Linked DNA regions of Homo sapiens: region 1 is linked to region 2. A link is a contact called in ENCODE Hi-C data. All regions are on one chromosome and are shown on one strand. Each heading gives the region's core, a stretch centred on a gene start or an enhancer-like site at or near the end of the contact. The rest is flanking DNA. Distances are from core to core; before and after follow the strand shown.

Region 1 (6,144 bases), core at 939-3,438, 510 kb after region 2:
CTCCAGCTGGGCAACAGCGCAAGATCTCGTCTCTTAAAAAAAAAAAAAAAAGGAGAGATAAAAGAATCGAAACCAAAAACATGGACTAAACCAAGAGGGACCAGCAAACACAATTATGCCACATCTTACAGAAAATAAAATACAAGGGTTTAACTCATTTCTTATGCTTACAACCTATGTTCTGAAGAAGCATTCTGTATAATCACCATGGATTTCTTTTCCATAGACAGAAATTCACTGCAGTTTTTAATAGTCTCTGTACAAAGGAATAAATTGTAGCCCCAAAGAATTTTTGCTTGACATGGAAAGATAACAGTTTCTAATAAAAAAATAAAATAAAATAAAGCTGTTTAACTTATTCCACCTTTATTCTTTCGAACACCACGTTTTCGATTCAACAGACCTGATTACGTTAGCTGTCCACCAAGCTCTAAGAAAACTGGTGAAATTTCTAGAAAATTTTAGCACATCTGAATTTCTACGGTTCTTTTATTTTTTATTATTTTTTATTTTTTTGAGACAGAGTCTTGCTCTGTCGCCTAGGCTGGAGTGCAATGGAGACATCTCCGCTCACTGCCACTCTCCTGCCTCAGCCTCCCGAGTAGCTGAGATTACAGGCACCCGCCATCATGCCTGGCTAATTTTTGTATTTTTGGAGAGACAGGGTTTTACCATGTTGGCCAGGCTGGTTTTGAACTCCCGACCTCAGGTGATCCGTCCACCTCGGCCTCCCAAAGTGCTGGGATTACAGGTGTGAGCCACCACATCAAGCCTCTATGGTTCTTTTGGACATAGTTGTTTTACTTCACGTCAGATTTTTATTATAAGTTTGCAAAGTTTCCATTAGTAACCATGATGCAATTGTTCGAGTTACAAAGAATAAACACACAGATAAAAACAGCAAAGGTAGAAAATCACAACTTACAATCTGACCCTCAGTTCTTTACTTGGAATTTTCCATAATACCACCATTAAAAATAAACTTTCATTCTCATTCAAAAGCAACCCATAATTGTTTTTCCTGGACTTGCAATGCGTCAAGAGAGCGTCCACTGCCTTTCTAACCTGCAAAGTGGAAATTAGACAAATAAGTGAAATGTTTTCACAATAACTTACACAAATAAATGAAATGTTCTCAATCTAATTTAGCATTTGCCCCCTCCCACACCTTCTATTTTTTCCCTTCCAACTTCTATTTCAAGGGGTAACCTCCATAACCGTATCTATTAGGATCCTGCAGTTTATATTCACAGAAATCTAAGAATCCATCAAACATGCCTAAGTACCCACTTCCAGTACTGTGTGCAGAAGGGCACCTCTTCTACTTAAAGAGATTGGGCTAGAGGGAAACGTGCCCCTCCTGCCCTCAATGATGAAAGCAGTAATCCCAGGAAAAACGCAAAGCAAAATGCATTTAGCATTTACTGAGAACTCCTGGCAATTCTCCTGCCTCAGCTTCCCGAGTAGCTGAGATTACAGGCGCCCGCCACCACGCCCACCTAATTTTTGTATTTTTAGTAGAGACGGGGTTTCACCATGTTGGCCAGGCTGGTATCGAACTCCTGACCTCAGGTGATCCACCCGCCTCGGCCTCCAAAAGTGCTGGGATTACAGGCGTGAGCCACCGCGCCCGGCCTACTGAGCACCTTCTTACCATGTACCAGGCCAAAGCGCTTTACACTCATTACCTCTCCCGATCCTGGATAACGGGGAGCCGAAGGGCCCACTTTAAATAACGGGTAACAGACCTGCAAAACTAAGCGATTCGGTCAAGCGCTAATGATAGGGAAGCTAAGCCAGGTCGCCAGGTCTATCTCATCTAGCTCCACAGCACACTTGCAACCCAATTCACTAGCGCCAGGCCGCAGGACCAGGGAAAGCAGGCGCCCACCCACGTGTGTAAAGGGGAGAGACAGCTGAGGCACACGGCCCGCCAGCGACCGTCCCACAGCCCCGGGGAAGTCCGCCGAGCACGCACTCGGGTTCCGGCACCCTGCGCCTCACGAGGTAACCGCCACACTGCTTCCAAGCCACCCTCCCCAGGAACCACTCACCTGTTCTTTATCCAGCTGCTTCCGTGCTGTCGGGGCCGCTGGAGTCGAGGTGGAGGTTCCAGTAGCGGCTGCAGAAGACAGCGAGGCCGAGGCCGAATCCTCCATCTTGTTTCCACCTCGTGAAGAGGCGCGTGTGCAACCCCACTGCTGGCTTCTGGTGCGCACGCGCGAGCAAGCCCGGCCCCGGAAGCGAGGGGGCGGGAACCGAGCCTCTGTGCGTCATTTCCGGGAGAGCGTGGGGTTTCGCTCTCCGGGGCAGTGGCTGCTGTCAGAATCCCTTCTTTGAGGAGGCACCTGCTCTTCCGCTTTTCTCCAGCTTTCCATGAGCTGTGGGGAGTAGCTTGGGTGTCCTCTCACTCTTACTAGATAGAAATCAAGAAAGCGCCTTGAGGCGAGAGAAGAGTCCCGTCAGGAGGCCCAGTGGGGTCCTCCACACTCCACGGTCCCCGCCTCCGGGAAGGCCGCGCGTGGCATGGGCAGAGCGCGGAATCCTGGCTCCACTGCCCACCTGCCCGTTGACTTTAGGCGACGCCAACCCCAGGCTGGTGAGGAGTCCCTGAAATATAAGGCACGGGAGCCACCCGGAGCCACCCGACCTGCCACGTTAAGCAGCATGAGGGACCGAAAGATGAGTCTGGGCCAGTCTCTTAGGAGCTTCTGGTCTCGCAGAGAGGCGGGAGGTAAGATCCTGTACAAATAAGCGTGGCTGGTCGTGCGCGTGGCTGGCGTCTGGAATCCCAGCGCTCTGGGAGGCCGAGGCGGAGGGATTCCAGGAGTTGGAGACCAGTCCGTGCATATACGAGACTCCGTCTCTCCAAAAATTATAAACATTAGCCGGCGTGGTGGTGCGCGCCTGTAGTCCCGGCTACTTGGGAGGCGGAGGATGGAGGATCTTGAGGAATTCGAGGCTCGGTGAGTTCTGATCCGCGCCACTGCACTCCAGCGTAGGCAGTAGAGTGAGACCTTGTCGCTAAACAAACAGGTTAGGAGTGGAGGCTGGATAACTGACAAATGGAATACCTTAGAACAGGGGAGTCCAATCTTTTGGCTTCCGTGGGCCACACTGGAAGAAGAATTGCCTGGGCCCATATATAAAACTAATACTAATGATAGCCGACGAGCTTTAAAAAAAAAATCTAAAAAAAATCTCGTAATGCTTTAAGGAAGTTTACGAATTCGTGTTGGGCTGTATTCAAAGCCTGGCCTCCAGGGCCGCACGCGGCCCTTGGGTAGGACAGGTTTGCTTTGTAATGTCTTCCTCCCACTCCACCCGCCTCCCCAGAGGTACCCTTACCAGTGTCTCCTGGAACCTTCCAGAGATGTTCTAGGCATGTTTAGGAGATACTTCTCCTTTCTCTTGTTGGATGGGTTTAATTAATTTTTTTCCTTTTTTTTTTTTTTTTTTTTGTAATGGAGTCTCGCTCTGTCGCACAGGCTGGAGTGCAGTGGCACGATCTGGGCTCACTGTATCCTTCGCTTCCCGGGTTCAAGCAGTTCTCTGCCTCAGCCTCCCGAGTAACTAGGATTACAGGCACGCGCCACAACGCCCGGCTAATTTTTGTATTTTTAGTAAAGATGGGGTTTCACCATCCTGGCCAGGCTGGTCTTGAACTCCTGGACTTCATGATCCACCTGCCTCGGCCTCCCAAAGTGCTAGGATTATAGGCGTGAACCACCACGGCCAATTTTTTTTTAAAGAGGGAGTCTTGCCCTGACGCCCAGGCTGGAGTGCAGTGATCTTGTCTCACTGCAGTCTCTCCCTTTCGGGTTCAAGCAGTTCTCCTGTCTCAGCCTCCCGAGTAGCTGAAACTACAGGCGGACGCCACCATGCCCGGCTACTTTTTTTTTTTTTTTTGAGACAGAGTTTCGCTCTTGTTGCCCAGGCTGGAGTGCAATGGCGAGATCTCAGCCCACCGCAACCTCCGCCTCCTGAGCTCAAGCTATTCTCCTGCCTCAGCCTCCCCAGTAGCTGAGATTACGGGTATGCACCACCATGCCTGGCTAATTTTTTTTTTTTTTTTTTTTGAGACGGAGTCTTGCTCTGTCGCCCAGGCTGGAGTGCAGTGGCGCGATCTTGGCTCACTGCAAGCTTCGCCTCCTGGGTTCACGCCATTCTCCTGCCTCAGCCTCCCGAGTAGCTGGGACTACAGGCGCCCGCCACCACGCCCGGCTAATTTTTTTTTTTTGTATTTTTAGTAGAGACAAGGTTTCACCGTGTTAGCCAGGATGGTCTCGATCTGACCTCTGCCCTCGTGATGCGCCCGCCTCGGACTCCCAAAGTGCTGGGATTACAGGCCTGAGCCACCGCGCCCGGCGTTAATTTTGTATTTTTAGTAGAGACGGGGTTTGTCCATGTTGGCCAGGCTGGTCTGGAACTCCTGACCTCAGGTGATCCACCTTGGCCTCCCAAAATGCTGGGATTACATGTGTGAGCCACTGTGCCCAGCCTTTTTTTTTTTTTTTTTTTTTTTTTTTTTTAAGAAACGGAGTCTGGCTCTGTCACTCAGGTTGGAGTGTAGTGTCATGACTATAGCTTACTGCAGTTTGGAACTGCTGGGTTCAACAGATCCTCCGGCTTCAGCTTCCCGAGTAGGTAGGACTAAAGGTTCAGGTCACCACGTCCTGCTAACTTTTACAATTTTTTTGTAGAGATGAGGACAGGGAGGGGTCTCACCATGTTGCCCAGGTTGGTCTCGAACTCCTGGCCTCAAGGGATCCTCCCACCTCAGCCTCCCAAAGTGCTGGGGTAATATGCATAAACCACTGGACCTGGTCAAACTTTTACTTTTTAGAAAAAGACATATAGTAGCCTAGTATACCCATTGTTCCGCACCTTGCTTTTTCTTCTTAATATACCTTGGAGATTGTTCCAAGTCAGTACACAAAGCTCTGCCTCATCTTTTTAAACGGCTCTGTGGTGTTCCACCATGCAACAACACTACAGTTTATTTAGGAACTTTTTTAGGCGCCTTCAGGTTGGTTTCAGACTTTTTGCAACTAGTTATATAAAGTTTTGAGAGATGGAGGAATGAGAGTAATAGGCTTTCCTTCAATTGCTTTCAAAAGGTGTTCCTTCCATGAAAGGATGTTCTGCTAATCTCTAGTAATAGCCTTGTGTTTAATCAAGTTGTAGAAGAAATGTTCTGAAATCATTGGCACCTGCTTCCCTTTGTGTATTCTAGAATCTATTAGTAAGAGTGGTTTCCTTTTAGCACAGCTTAATGAATTGTTACACTGGGCTTTGTTGATCCATGTTTTGTAGTATTCTTGAGAATATGGAGGCTATCAGATGTTCTTTCACCTGAACTTAAGTTTGAGAACCATACTTGTAGGCCAAGGACACAGCATGAATGCTGGTGAAAGTGTATGGAAGTGTTTGGAAGCAGTACATAGCTAGAGCAGGAATGTGCAGAGGGGAGGAATGGGAGATGCAGTTTGGAAAGTAGGTAAAGGAATGAATTCATTATCAAGCTGAGGGTTTATACTCACTTTGGAGAAATTGTAAAGATAAAAGGTTTTTGAACTGGCAGTAGAGAAGAAAAGGTAGTGATGATTTATGCGTTAGGTAAGTTAATAATCTGGTTGTGATATTGTGGTTTTAAAGATGTGTCCTATCTATGGATTCTTTGATACCTCTCCCCTCAACTAATGAGGCTTCGTTTCCCTCCCCTTGAGTATACACTGAACTTAGTGGCTTGCTTCTATGAAACAATATGGCAGAAGTGATGCTATATCACTTCTGAGATTAGGTTATAAAACGACTGTAGTTTCATGGCCCGGGGAAGGTGGTTCATGCCTGTAATCCCAGCACTTTGGGAGGCCAAGGCGGGCGGATCACAAGGTTAGGAGATCGAGATCATCCTGGCTAACATGGTGAAACCCTGTCTCTACTAAAAATACAAAAAGAAATTAGCCGGGCTTGGTGGCGGGCACCTGTAGTCCCAGCTACTCGGGAGACCGAGGCAGGAGAATGGCGTGAACGGGGGAGGCAGAGCTTGCAGTGAGCCGAGATCTCACCACAGTACTCCAGCTGGGTGACAGAGCGAGACTCCGTCTCAAAAAAAAAAAAAGACCGTAGTTTCATCTTTGA
Region 2 (7,038 bases), core at 2,612-5,111:
AAAAAAAGAAAATGTCTTGAAAAATCAGATCTAGCAACAATGGGCCCACAGTCCTGCACGACAACCACCGGCTGAGTGTGATGGACCCCTGTTGCCGGGACATCAGAAGGCCAGTTTGCCCCTGCTACACCAGGGTTACCTGTCTGTCTGCTGCTGACAACTTAGTTTGAGAACCCAGGCTTTACTGGTAAGATAGACACAGACACAACTATTTATGGCTCAAAACAGAGGGCAGTGAGTATTGTAGCTTAGGACAGTGGTTCTCCATAGAGGTGATTTAGTACCCTAGGGGACAGTGGCAATGTCTGAAGACATATTTTGGTTGTTGCAACTTGAGGAGGGTGCCATGGCATCTCGTGGGTGGAAAGCAGGGGTACTGCTCCATATCCTGCAGTGCACACGACAGCCCCCACGACAAAGATTATCCAGCCCCAGTGTCAGTAGGGCTGAGGTTGGGAAACTGTGGATTAGGGGCACCACCAAACTGGTCTGGAAGGAAGAGGTTAATTCCAGTGGTGGGGCTCAACAAAGGCTCTGTGAAGAGAAGAGGTCTTGCTGCTGAGCAGGCACTTGATGACTAAGCCAGGTTTCAACTGAGAGCGACTGAGGGGGAGGCATGTCAGGCAGAGAACAAACAACACAAGCAAAGGTCTAGAGGCACCTTTGATGGGTGGAGGTGGGTGAGAGTGTGAACAGTGAGATGGAGCCTGTAGTTCAAGATACATGAAGTTTGGGGTCAGGTGGATTTGGGTTTGAGTTCTGACTCTGCCACTCACTAGCCATGTGGCTTCAGGCTTGTCATTGGCTTGAACCTCAGTTTCATCATCTGTAAAATGGGGATAAGACATGAGGTTATGTAGAGCCAGACTCATCTATCCCCAGTCCTCCATTTCTACTCTGTGTCCCAGCCATCCTTAACTACTGGCAGTTTGCTACATGCTTCTTGCTTTGTCTCCCCTGTCTGGCCCCTCCATGTGCAGTTCCCTCTGCCTGGAATGCTCACATGCCAGATGTGTGGATTACACCATCAAGGTGTTATAAACCCGGTGCTGACATGCTAAGACTTGTGTTTTGAAAAGATCACTCTGCCAGCAACATGGTGTTGGGCTTGTGGGAGCAGGTGCAGGGAATCTGGAGGCCAAGGGAATGATGGGGGATTCCCAGGCTCATACAAGAAGCCTGGGGGCTTCTCCCTTCACGCTAACTCCCTTCTCCGTCACTTCTCTGTCCTTAAGGTACCTCGGGGGAAGGTCAGTGAGGACCCACCAGGCATGAACGGGTTGGATTCTCTCTTGGTTAATGTTCCTGCTCCTTTCTCAGCCTAGGAGCCTGGTTACTTCATAGGTCAGGGTTGAGGTGTTGTATTAGTCTGTTCTCACACTGCTATAAAGAACTGTCCAAGACTGGGTAATTTATAAAGGAAAGAGGTTTAATTAACTCCAGTTCCGCAGGGCTGGGAGGCCTCAGGAAACTTACAATCATGGCAGAAAGGGAAGCAAACGTCCTTCTTTATGTGGCAGCAGGAAGAAGTAGTGCCGAGCAAAGGGGGAAAAGCACCTTATAAAACCATCAGATCTTGTGAGAACTCACTCACTATCACGAGAACAGCATGGGAGTATCCGCCCCCATGATTCAATTACCTACCACGGGGTCCTTCCCACGATATGTGGGGATTATGGGAAGTACAATTCAACATGAGATTTGGGTGGGGACACAGCCAAACCATATTAGGTGTAGAGGCCAAAACCTCATAGAGGCTACTGAGAGTCTATGGGCCAGCCCTCTAGCTTCCTTAAGCCTCAGTTTCCTCACCTGTGTGGAACAGTCTTTTCAGGGTCTGTGGGGGTACATGGGATACTTCCTACAAAGTTCTTACAATAGGACCTGGCTCAATTTTATAAAAATGAAGCTCTTGGCCGGGTGCGGTGGCTGACGCCTGTAATCCCAGCACTTTGGGAGGCTGAGCGGGCAGATCACGAGGTCAGGAGTTTGAGACTAGCCTGGCCAGTATGACGAAACCCCGTCTCTACTAAAAAATACAAAAATTAGCCAGGCGGGTGGCGTGTACCTGTAGTCCCAGCTACTCAGGAGGCTGAGGCAGGAGAATCACTTGAACCTGGGAGGCGGAGGTTGCAGTGAGCTGAGATGGCACAACTGCACTCCTGCCTGGGTGACACAGCGAGACTCCGTCTCAAAAAAAAAAAAAAAAAAAAATCAAGCTCTTGCTGAATACTCTCTGAATGCCTGGTACTGCAGGAGGCCCTGGGAACTCAAAGTTTCTCTTAAGAACTGACCTTGACTTTAAGGATTGCCTGATTTAGGATCTGTGGACTTTGCTGACTGGGGACATCCAATTTTTAGGGAGAGATTCCTGGGAATTTTATTTGAAGGATGCACAAAAAGATTTAGCTTTTACGGGTGGATCACGAGGTCAGGAGATCGAGACCATCCTGGCTAACACGGTGAAACCTCGTCTCTACTAAAACAAAGTACAAAAAATTAGCTGGGCGTGGTGGCAGGCACCTGTAGTCTCAGCTACTCGGGAGGCTGAGGCAGGAGAATGGCGGGAACCTGGGAGGCGGAGCTTGTAGTGAGCCCAGATGGCGCCACTGCACTCCAGCCTGGGTGACAGAGTGAGACTCCGTCTCAAAAAAATAAATAAATAAATAAATAAAAAAGATTTATCTTTTAAGTAGGTCCACAGTGGATATATTTATAAAGTGAAAAATTGGAAATAGCCTTAATGTCCAACTGTAGGATATTGGTTTAATATGTGATAAGACAAATCGAGTATTATGCAGTCATTCAAGAGGAAGCAGATGGATATTTGCTGATACAGAAAGATGTTCATTATTAAGTGAAAACAATATACAAAACACTATTTGTATATCAGTAATAGGCCAGGCATGGTGGCTCACGCCTGTAATCCCAGCACTTTGGGAGGCCAAGGAGGCAGGATTGCGTGATCCCAGGAGTTCCAGACCACCTTGGGCAACATGGTAAGACCCTGTCTCTACAAAAAATACAAAAATTAGCTGGACGTGGTGGTGCACGCCTGTAGTCCGAGATACTTGGGAGGCTGAGGTAGGAGAATCACCTATGCCCGGGAGGTGAACGTTGTAGTGAGCCGTCACTGTGCCACTGCACTCCATCCTGGGCAACAGAGTGAGACCCTGTCTCAAAAAAAATACACACACATATTTTAAAGCCTAAAGGCTAATATACCCCAAAATTAACAGTGGGTATCTATAAGCGGCTTTTACAATTATTTTCTTGTTCTACATTTTTCCCCTATTTTTTTTACAATAAATGTGCATTTCTTGTCTGAAAAATAGCAATATATTTTATTAACCTTAAAATTATTTGATGCTATTAAAATATAACTGAAAATAATAATAAAAGAAAAGGCAAGTTTGCCAGCTCTCCCCGTCTCCCTCCCCAGCCTTATCTCCTGACTGGATTCTTGCTCACTCCCAATAAACACGGACTCTTAATTCGTTTCAGTATTTACTAACCTCAAAACAAGGCAATGTAAAGATGAATAATCATACTCTGTAGGTGATCTGCATCCACGCCAAATTTTGAGATGCGTTGAAAGAGGAAGTTCTTTACCTCTCTGCCTTCAATTATTTATTCTCGTTTAACCCATTTCCTCCGTTCATTCCTAACTTGAGGGCGTTTATTTACTTTTATCTACGCATGCGCACTCCTGGCTGCTAGAGAGGGCCTCTTCGCCCGGCGGTCCCGCCTTCTGACGTCGACCATTGGCCGGCTCTGCCAGCGCGCTCCTGATTGGTGGCTGAGGGCCGGGCCCCGCTGCTTCTCAAAGTTGGCGGGAAAGCGGAGGCGGGGCGGAAGGGTGCGGCGAGGCGGAATGGCGGCGGCTGCGGACTCGTTCTCAGGCGGCCCCGCGGGGGTGCGGCTTCCGAGGTCGCCGCCACTCAAGGTGCTGGCGGAGCAGCTGCGGCGCGACGCGGAGGGCGGCCCGGGCGCGTGGCGGCTGTCACGGGCGGCGGCGGGCCGCGGGCCGCTGGACCTGGCGGCCGTGTGGATGCAGGGCAGGGTAGTGATGGCGGACCGCGGCGAGGCTCGGCTGAGGGACCCGAGCGGGGACTTCTCGGTCCGCGGCCTGGAGCGGGTGCCGCGCGGGCGGCCCTGTCTAGTCCCAGGTAATGCCCGGGCCTTACCGGGCGCCCTCTTCCCTGCTGCCCGCCGAGAAGTTGCCGAGGCCAGATTCGATCTTGTTGTTGACACTCGAACGGGGGCGGGGCGGGTCTGGCCCTCCTCCGGGCCTCTGCCCCTGCGGGTCCCCGCTTGGGTACCCTTGCTCCGGTCCCTCCTTGGTGAAGTTGATCTGATGATAAGCATCACCTGCCGTCCCTTTTACAAATACAGATTCCTGGGACTCTCCCACCCCTAGTGGGAATCTTCTGGGGAGGGACTCCGGCACCTTCGTTTGTCACAAGCCCCCTCTCCCAGTTGATATCCTTGTTTTGGGAAATACTGTCCTGGGAAACTTCTGCTCATCCTTAACGTCTCAGCTCAAATGTGCCTTTCTCAGGGAAGTCCTCCCTAGCCCCTAGGAACGGGAGACCCTCCTGTACTTCTCCTTAATTGAACTGTCTTGGGCTGTAGCTCACTCATGTTTGCCTCCTCTCTTTTTTTTTTTTTTTTTTTTTTGAGACGGAGTCTCACTCTGTCGCCCAGGATGGGGTGCAGTGGCGCGACCTCAGCTTACTGCAGCCTCCACCTCCCGAATTCAAGCGATTCTCATGCTTCAGCCTCCCGAGTAGCTGGGATTACAGGCATGTGCCACCACACCCGGCTAATTTTTGTATTTTTTAGCAGAGACTGGGTTTTGCCATGTTGGCCAGGCTGGTCTCGAACTCCTGGCCTCAAGTGATCTGCTCATCTCGGCCTCCCAAAGTGCTGGGATTACAGACATGAGCCGCTGCGCCCTGCCTGCTTCCTCTCTTAAACCACTGATGCTCAAACTTGAGCCAGCATCAGTCTCTCCTGGAGGGCTTGGTAAAGCTGGGATGGCTGGGGCTCCACCCTCAGGGTTTGTGAGTCAGGAGGTCCAGGTGGGGCTGGAAATTTGCATTTCTAACCAGCTCCCAGGTGATGCTGATGCTGCTGGTCTGGGGACCATACTTTCGACTTTTTAAATGTTTTATTTATTTGAGATAGGGGACTCACCGTGTTGCCCAGGCTGGCCCTGAGCTCAAGCAATCCTCCTGCGTCAGCCTCCTTGGGTAGCTGGGACTACAGGCCTGTACCACCACGCCTGGTTTGGGGGCCATACTTTGAGAACCACTGGGCCAGCCCAAGCTACTGGAGGGCCAGAGCTGTGTGGTCCTGACAACTGTATCCTCAGCATCTGGCCCAGTTCCTGACACATAAGTGCTCCAAGAACCAATAGTCTTGAGTGATAGGCAATGGGCATCCATCTCACTTGTTCCCTGGGATGTCAGTTGAGCACGTGTTGTACATCAGCCCCTCATGTGCAGTGTTGGGCTGCAGCCGAGACCTAGATAGAGTCTGCTGGGAGACAGGCAGTGAGCAAGTGTCGCAGAGGATCGCTGATCTTTGGGGAGCCATGAGGATGTGCAAGGTGCTGAGTGGCCCGGGGAGGCTTCTAGAGGATGTGAGGTCTAAGCTGAGGAGCTCTGAGGCTCCATGGGCCTTCCCTCACCTCAGCTCCCTCTCCTGGGAAATCAGGCCAAGATCACTTCATTCCTAAGGGCCCTTCCTGCTCAGTCTTGGAGTCTAACTAGAGGCAGATAGGGCTGTGGTCTGGCCTGAGCTGCTGTGGACTCGGAAAGGCTTAGGTCGAATTTCTGGTTCCACCCCTTCCCAACTGAGCTGCCTGGAGCACTCTTGTTAACTTTTCTGGACTTGTACTATTTTGTAAAAAGGAGCTAATCATTCCTGCGTGTTGTGTGGATTCAATAAGTAAACAACTGCCTTAGTACTGCACCTGGCTCACAGTGAGGATGCAAAATATCAGGACTCGTTTACTGCCACATGCTCCTGTTCCGTCTTCCCACTGCCTTACCCATCAGCCTTCCCTCTGTCTGCCTGCCCTCAGCCGCAGCGTTGGTCTAGGACAGGGTCAGCAAACTACAGGCCTCCTCTTTTCATGTGTCCTGCGAACTAAAAATGCTTTTAAAATTTTTATGTATTACTATTATTATTTTTGAGACAGAATCTCGCTCTGTCTCTCAGGCTGGAGTACAGTGACGCAGTCATGGCTTGCTGCAACCTCCACCTCCTGGGTTCAAGCGATTCTCATGCCTCAGCCTCCCGAGTAGCTGGGATTACAGGTGTGCACCACCACACCCGGCTAATTTTTGTAGTTCTAGTAGAGATGGGGTTTCAACATGTTGGCTAGACTGGTTGGTCTGGAGCTCCTGGCCACCTTGGCCTCCCAAAGTGCTGGGACTGCAGGTGTGAGTCATTGCACCTGGCAGGATTTCACATTTTTAAATGGTTGAAAAGAAAATCGTGATATGTGAAAAGTATATGAAATTCAAGCATCAGTGTTCATAAGTTAAGTTTTATTGGAATACATTGGTAATTTACAGAATGTCTCGGGCCGCTGTCCCACCCCAGCTAGAATTTTATCTGGGACAGAGACCCTATGGCGGGAAAAGCCCAAAATATTTGTCTCGCCCTTTACAGAAAAAGTTTGCCAACCCTTGGCCTTAGCCTTGGCCCAGCAAGTAACCCATGCTGCTTGGTGTGTTGGTTTGCAGGCAAAGCACCTTGCAGGCAGGCTGGGGCAGTCTCCTATCTGGTCTCAGCCCTGGCATAAGCCTGGCATCTAGTAAATAAGTGTTTGAACCCATGGGCATTGGTGAACCTGTCTGACATACCCACTGGCCTGAATGCCAGCTGGCAGGGGCCATGTCATTTCTTCTTGTTAATTAATACTGAGTCCAGCTTGACAAAATTGAGTCACTGCCATCAGGGAGGCAGGGAGGTAAGCGGGCCACTAAAACACAAAGTAACATTGCAGGCAAGAGTGAGGTGGCG

What was found. Hi-C counts contacts between places; a loop is a spot of excess contacts on that map. Pooled maps may share reads with other maps.
Region 1: a loop to region 2 is called in a pooled map, with 19 times the contacts of the local background. The contact joins the promoter of RSL1D1 here to the promoter of RMI2 in region 2. A Hi-C loop is called at or near these places in 9 of 50 pooled maps.

What each region holds. Positions count from the first base shown.
Region 1 is chr16:11,849,354-11,855,497 of GRCh38, forward strand. It overlaps RSL1D1 (ribosomal L1 domain containing 1), which reads right to left and starts at 2,189. Exons shown (of 9, transcript NM_015659.3): 1 at 2,055-2,189; 2 at 926-1,065. The coding sequence starts at 2,159. RefSeq lists enhancers at 1,351-2,550, 2,323-2,857, 2,858-3,391 and a silencer at 2,119-2,305.
Region 2 is chr16:11,341,598-11,348,635 of GRCh38, forward strand. It overlaps RMI2 (RecQ mediated genome instability 2), which reads left to right and starts at 3,862. Exons shown (of 2, transcript NM_152308.3): 1 at 3,862-4,169. The coding sequence starts at 3,875. The region is part of intron 1 of LOC105371082 (a long non-coding RNA gene); the gene reads left to right. LOC105371083 (a long non-coding RNA gene) reads right to left here and starts at 3,615. Exons shown (of 2, transcript NR_135174.1): 1 at 3,516-3,615; 2 at 212-826. RefSeq lists silencers at 3,931-4,090, 4,111-4,190.